Linked DNA regions of Homo sapiens: region 2 is linked to region 1. A link is an interaction called in ENCODE POLR2A ChIA-PET data of the cell type or tissue named here. Cell type or tissue: PC-3. All regions are shown on one strand. Each heading gives the region's core, and the rest is flanking DNA. Links, peaks and the distances in the headings are about the cores only.

What was found. ChIA-PET counts read pairs that join two places held together with the same protein. Peaks named below come from ENCODE experiments on the same cell type or tissue, not always from the same donor. Only the 100,000 strongest peaks of a DNase experiment are listed, where the experiment ranks them.
Region 2: POLR2A ChIA-PET joins it to region 1 with 5 read pairs; 2 of 35 experiments call an interaction of 5 or more read pairs at or near these places.

What each region holds. Positions count from the first base shown.
Region 1 is chr5:169,759,203-169,762,120 of GRCh38, forward strand. DOCK2 (dedicator of cytokinesis 2) reads left to right here. Exons shown (of 52, transcript NM_004946.3): 24 at 503-573; 25 at 2,317-2,423. Among named protein-coding and RNA genes, the nearest start is that of DOCK2, 120 kb to the left of the region's middle. In PC-3, for the core only: no CTCF peak of the experiment used is centred there; no DNase peak of the experiment used is centred there.
Region 2 is chr5:169,640,037-169,642,954 of GRCh38, forward strand. The region is part of intron 1 of DOCK2 (dedicator of cytokinesis 2); the gene reads left to right. Among named protein-coding and RNA genes, the nearest start is that of DOCK2, 4.2 kb to the left of the region's middle. In PC-3, for the core only: no CTCF peak of the experiment used is centred there; a DNase peak (open chromatin) is centred at 1,465.

The DNA of each region.
Region 1 (2,918 bases), core at 323-2,822:
AATAACTTGTCACCAGCAAAGCAATTCAAGTACACCATCTTCCATTAATAATATGTCACCATTTATTGAGCACTAAAATAGGCCTGGTGCTCTGTTGGATGCCTCACATATATTATTTTTAATCTTCGCAATCCTTCAGAATACATATAACTTTGTCTATTTCACAGATAAGTAAATGTCTGAGAGGTTAAGTGTTTTGTCCAAAGCCTCATGGCTAATAAGGTGTGGAAACAGAATTTGCAGATCTATAGAACTACAAGGTCTGTGGTCATTCTAGTCTATGTTATTGCCTCCTTGAAGACAGGAGTTGTGACTTCACTTTTGTATACAAAGAAGTCCGTGCTTATGTTTTGATGTCCATACAGAGGCTTCCATCAATATTGTAATGTCCAGGATGCAGAATCATTCTCCTCTGATCTGTGTCATGCTGCAAAGTACCCTCTTTGCCAGCACAGACTTGTTGATGTGAGGATCACTTATATGTATTTTACATTCCACCTAGGTGGCGGCTTTGAAATACATCCCATCTGTCCTGCATGATGTAGAAATGGTCTTTGATGCGAAGTTACTCAGGTGAGAGCTCATGTTGTACTTTCTTGGGCTCTGCTGGCAAGCTAGGGATTCAGAGTGGGAGGAGGGCTCTTATGGGGAGCTCCAGATGGGCACTCAGCTTGGGGATGGGGAAGACCTGTGGCAGGGGATGTTTTCAGGGTTTCCGGTGTGGTATTTTTACCTTTTGGTTTTCTTGTGCCAGACTTTGGTGAAAACCAACTGTATAATAAGCATCCCTCTTTGATGATATGAAAATTAATCATATAGGTTAAAAAAAATTGATGTTTGAGATGAATGTTTCCATTTCACCTGGGCCTGAAGGTTATTTTGGGTTCCACTCTTTGCCTTGTAGACCCCACAGTTGCAAATGGAGAACAGCCTAAGCATACCTAAAGAGATAATGGAGACAGCTCCCTTTTGCCTTCTACTTCTTAACTACGTTCAGCTCATAGATGAACACGTTATTTTAATGTGATTATGCTGTTGGAATAGGGGCATTTCAATCAGATATACCTTCTTCTTTTTAAAAAATGTATTGTAGTTTACAGATAACAGACTTAAAAGACTTTTTATATTTAAATACTTATAGATTTAGAAGAGAGTTGCAAAGATTACATACAGAGAGTTATCATATGCCCTTCACCCAGCTTCCCCTAATGTTAACATTTAAATAACTATGGCACATTTATAAAAACTGAGAAATTAACATGGATACAGTTATTTTAACTGCACTCTGGACTTTATTCAGATGTTACCAGTTTTTTCATGGATGTCCTTTTTCTGTTCATATGGAAGATTTTTGCTAGCTCCTTCTCATCCTTCAGACCCTCAGGCTAAATGTTATCTTGGAAAAGCTACTGCTGGATATTGTAAATAAATTAAATTTCTCCCCCAGCCCCTGTGCCATTATTCTCTGACACAGCTCCCTATTTATTTCCTCCACTGCATACATCGCTGTGTATTGATTTGTTTGCTTCTGTGTCATTTGATGACCTCTATTAGAATGTAAGTTCCATGCCAAATGGGACCCAGTCTGTTCCCATTATATCCCCATTTCTCTGCGCTTTGCCTGTCTCATATTAAGTAGATGTTTAATAAGTCCTTGAAAGAATAAATGAATACAATAAGTTTATTTTGGAAAGCCGACAAGGACTATAATTTTGTTTCAGGGTATTTTGATTCTCACCCTATTTGGGAAGAGCTATCTCCCTTTTGATGTCCCAAACTGGTTCTAATCCACAATTTTTCATAGTTTTAAAAAAAATTAGAGATTTTGATTTTAAGACTTATCATAAAGCATTACCAAGCATAAAACATTTGTAAGTAAAATGGTATGGTAATGAAGTCAGAACCTTGTTTTGAACTCTTGTTTCTTTAACTTCCTAGCTGCATAACCTTAGAAAAGTTAGCCTTTCTAAACCTGAGCTTTCTAACTTATAAAATTGGGATAAGTATTGTATATAGCTTGTAGAGTTATGAAGTCTACATGGCATAATGAATGCAAAATGCAAAGTGTGTGCTTGGTACACGGTAACTGCTCAGGGCTATGGGTATTTTCAGATTTTTACGTCTCTTTTAATGCTACTAATATTCTATACCAAGAACAACTTGTACATTTTTACTGAAGGCTTACCTTGCACCTCATGCTCTGCCAGGACTTGGGGGTTTCCCAGAGCTAGAGGTCCAGGGATGGACTGTAAGTGCTATGAGCTGGGAGACATGGGTCTGCCTTGCTCTACCAGCTCCTATTTTTCCTGCCCTCAGCCAACTCCTGTATGAGTTCTACACCTGCATCCCTCCTGTGAAACTCCAGAAGCAGAAAGTACAGTCTATGAATGAGATAGTCCAGAGCAACCTCTTTAAAAAGCAAGGTGAGTACACAGCACCCTTGCTGGGGTGGGGTAAGGGGCCAATAAACCCCACATCATTTTGGGGAAGCTTGGCAGGAGAGGGCAACCTGTCCAGTGACTATAACATCTCTTTTCTCACAACTCCCTTGGTCTGCATAAATGCAAAAAGTAGAAAGTAGCTGACAACTTAGATATCAGAATCTAAATTGATTTTAGGAAAGCTGAGGTTGCATTGTTTATTTCTCTTGAGAAAGTTTAATGAGGTTTTTTTTTCCCCCTGTATGGTTTATTATTGCTGTCTTTAACTCAAAGGGAAATGGATAAAGTTCCTTTTAGTAGAAAGAGCCTTTCACGGGGAAGTTCTCAAAATTTTGAGTGTGTAAGAATAAACTGGAGAGCTTATTAAAATGCTAATTCCTGAGACCTAGCTCGAAGAGTCTAATTGAGTAGGAATTAACATTTTTTAAAGTTTTTAGAAAAATGTAAATTATTTTGGAAAAGGTAACGCATTTACAT
Region 2 (2,918 bases), core at 158-2,657, 120 kb before region 1:
CAGGCACACCCTTGCTGTCTCTTCCTCCTGTCATGAGAACACCGGTCATATTGGATTAGCATCCCACCCTAAAGGACTCATTTTAACTTAATAATTCCTTTATCTCCGAATATGCACTTATCTCCAAATAGGAGTACCTTCTGAGACACTGATGACTGGGACTTCAGCATAAGAATTTTGGTGGGGACACAAATTCATGACAAATAATCTGTGGTCTCTGGCATGGTATTTTGGGACTATAAAGAGGGCTTCAAGGCAGGAGTCCTGAGATAAAGGGTGAGGGTAGAAAAGAGTTTTGTTTACCCTGAAGCTGAGCCTGCCAGGCAGATTTGTGTGGGACTCTAGTTATTCTTGTAGGGGAGGGAAAAGCTTCTTTCTGCTACTGCATCTTGGGTTTTCTGTAAATTAGACTAACAAAAGACTGATGAACAAGAGAAAACAAACAAGTTTATTAGCATGTACATCCTGCTTACATATGGAGTACTCAAAGGGTTGGTTTGAACTTGAGCTTATACAGCATCTTAGCAAAGGTACAATAAAGGTTTAGAGAAGTAGCAAGTCAAAGGAGGGTTTTAGGCCTCCAAGGGCAGCAAACTGTGGGAAGGGAAATATATGGGGAATCTAATGGAAGATAAAGGGTTATTTGTGCAGGTTCATCTTGGAGCCAACTTTCTGTCTTCTTCATTGCCATAAAACTTCCCTGGGAGAGGGGATTTATGACAGTCCTTATTTCTTAGGAGTTTCTTCAGATAAATATCCAGGAAAGCTTCTTGCTGTACCTGTTGATTCTTATTTGCATCCAGCTCAAAATAATCAATATGCCCTATGGAAGTGGCATATTTTGATCAGAAACCTGTTCTGTATGCAGCTTCTCTCTAGCTATGGTTTTACACCCATGTGTGGTGTTGAGGAATATTTGTTGGTTTCTTCTGAGGGCTGAGGGAAAATCTGTTCCAGGTGTCTCCCCCAGCTGCCAGTGGTTTGCTGGCAATCCTCGGCATTCCTTGGCTTACAAAAGCGTTGCCTTGATCGCTGCCTCCAACTTCACGTGGTATTCTCATTGTGTGCGTGTCTGTCTCCGCATTTCTCCTTTTAAAAAGGACATCCAGTCATATTAGATTAGGGCCCACCCTAGTGACTTCAGTTAAATGTGATTACCTCTGTAAAGACTGTCTCCAAATAAGATCACATTCTGAGGTACTGGGAGTTGAGACTCCAACGTCTCTTTTTTTGGAGGGGGAGGGCACAATTCAAACCATAACAGGCTCTGCAGAAGCAGAGAAGGGATCTTTTTCACAGCTTGGTTGGGGAATATGGAGGAATCCATAACCAGCTCGTGGTTCAGGGATGTGGGTGATGCTGTCGCAGCCCAGGACCCTGGACAGAGCTGATCCATGCACACTGACAGATTTGGCGTGGGCAATGTGTGCTGGTGTCATTTGCACATGGATTTTTGTTGAAGGGAACAAAATCTAGTCAAACCAGTTCAACGAAAATGTGTGTGGTGTGTATCTGTGGGAGAGCAGGGAGAAGTGGTGTATTTTAGGGTCAGAGGAATCACATGGAAATCCAGGAAACAGGAGGAGCCAGGCCTCGGAAAGGGCTTGAACTGAGGCAACCCTGGAAACCTCTGCCTCTCCTCTCATGGCTTCTCAGCTTCTCTGAGCATGCCAACTGTGGTCTCCTTTCTCTCCCCACCACCTCCCTCTGATTGCATTGTTCCTTCGTAACTGATACTCTAATACCACAGTGGTGGCCCCAGCATGCAACCCACCCATCTCTGCACAACCTTGCAGTTCAAGCATCCACTGAATCTTCTCTGTGTTTATTTGTTCAAAGTCCCAACAGAAGAGAGTGGTAGCTTGATTTCCCTTTGTAAGAAAGACAACCCAAGTCAGAGTTCATTGCCAGCCTAATAATGGGCCTCACTCTGGTGAGGGTGCTGCCCCTGGCAGGTCTAATTCTCTGTGACTATGAGGTGGGGTCACATGGCTTGCTACTCCTCTAGCAGGAGCCATGGGTGGGGACTGATTCTTTGAGTTGGAAGCATGAGTGGAAACTGCATCCCAAACATACCCAGGAGCAGAACTTCACTACAGAGGGACCAATTATACTGCTTTTATTGCCAAATGCAACAGTTGAAAGGATAGAGAGCATCACTCACTCATTAACTTGTCCATTTGTTCACTCATTCATTCTTCATTAACTTCTTAAATATTTGTTGGGTGTGTGTGCCAGGCATTATGCTAGTCACTGAGATTACTAGAATTAGGCCAATATGGCCCCTATCCTTCTGGAGCCTGTAGTCTAATAGGGAAGATGAAAAAGAATTTCATGAATAAATCAGTAACCATATAATTACAAATTGTGATATGTGCTGTTTTAATATGAGTGAGAATATTAGGAATGGTCTTGAATTAGATGATGTGAGAAGGCCTCTCAGGAGCAATGGGGAAAAGAATCCCAAAGCCAATGCTTGGAGGGATATTAATACATGCATCTTTGCTACAGTGGCTGACTGTACCTTTGGATTGGTCCCCAGAAATTAGTCTGGTGAAACAAAAATACATGGATTAGACATCTAATTCCTTCCTGCCACCAATTCTTAGGTGCCGGGGCTTCCTACTTTCAGATGCTTCAGCAATTTGGGTCTGTTTAGGAGTGCCTGCTGGGCTGGCTGTTTGAGTTCATGTAAGGAGATTGTCCTAATCCGTAGTTATATGGGCACCTCATTAGGCAGTGGACATCTTGCCCCTGACCATAATGTTTGCATTTGAATGAGCCTTGAAGACAGATTGTGTTTTCTAAGCTCTGCTTCCTCCTGAGATCAGCATCCTATTGCTGCTGTCTTTTGAGAGATGAAATGTAGTCACCATACTGCTCCGCTAATTTCTGGACCTTTGGATTTGTTTTTTTTT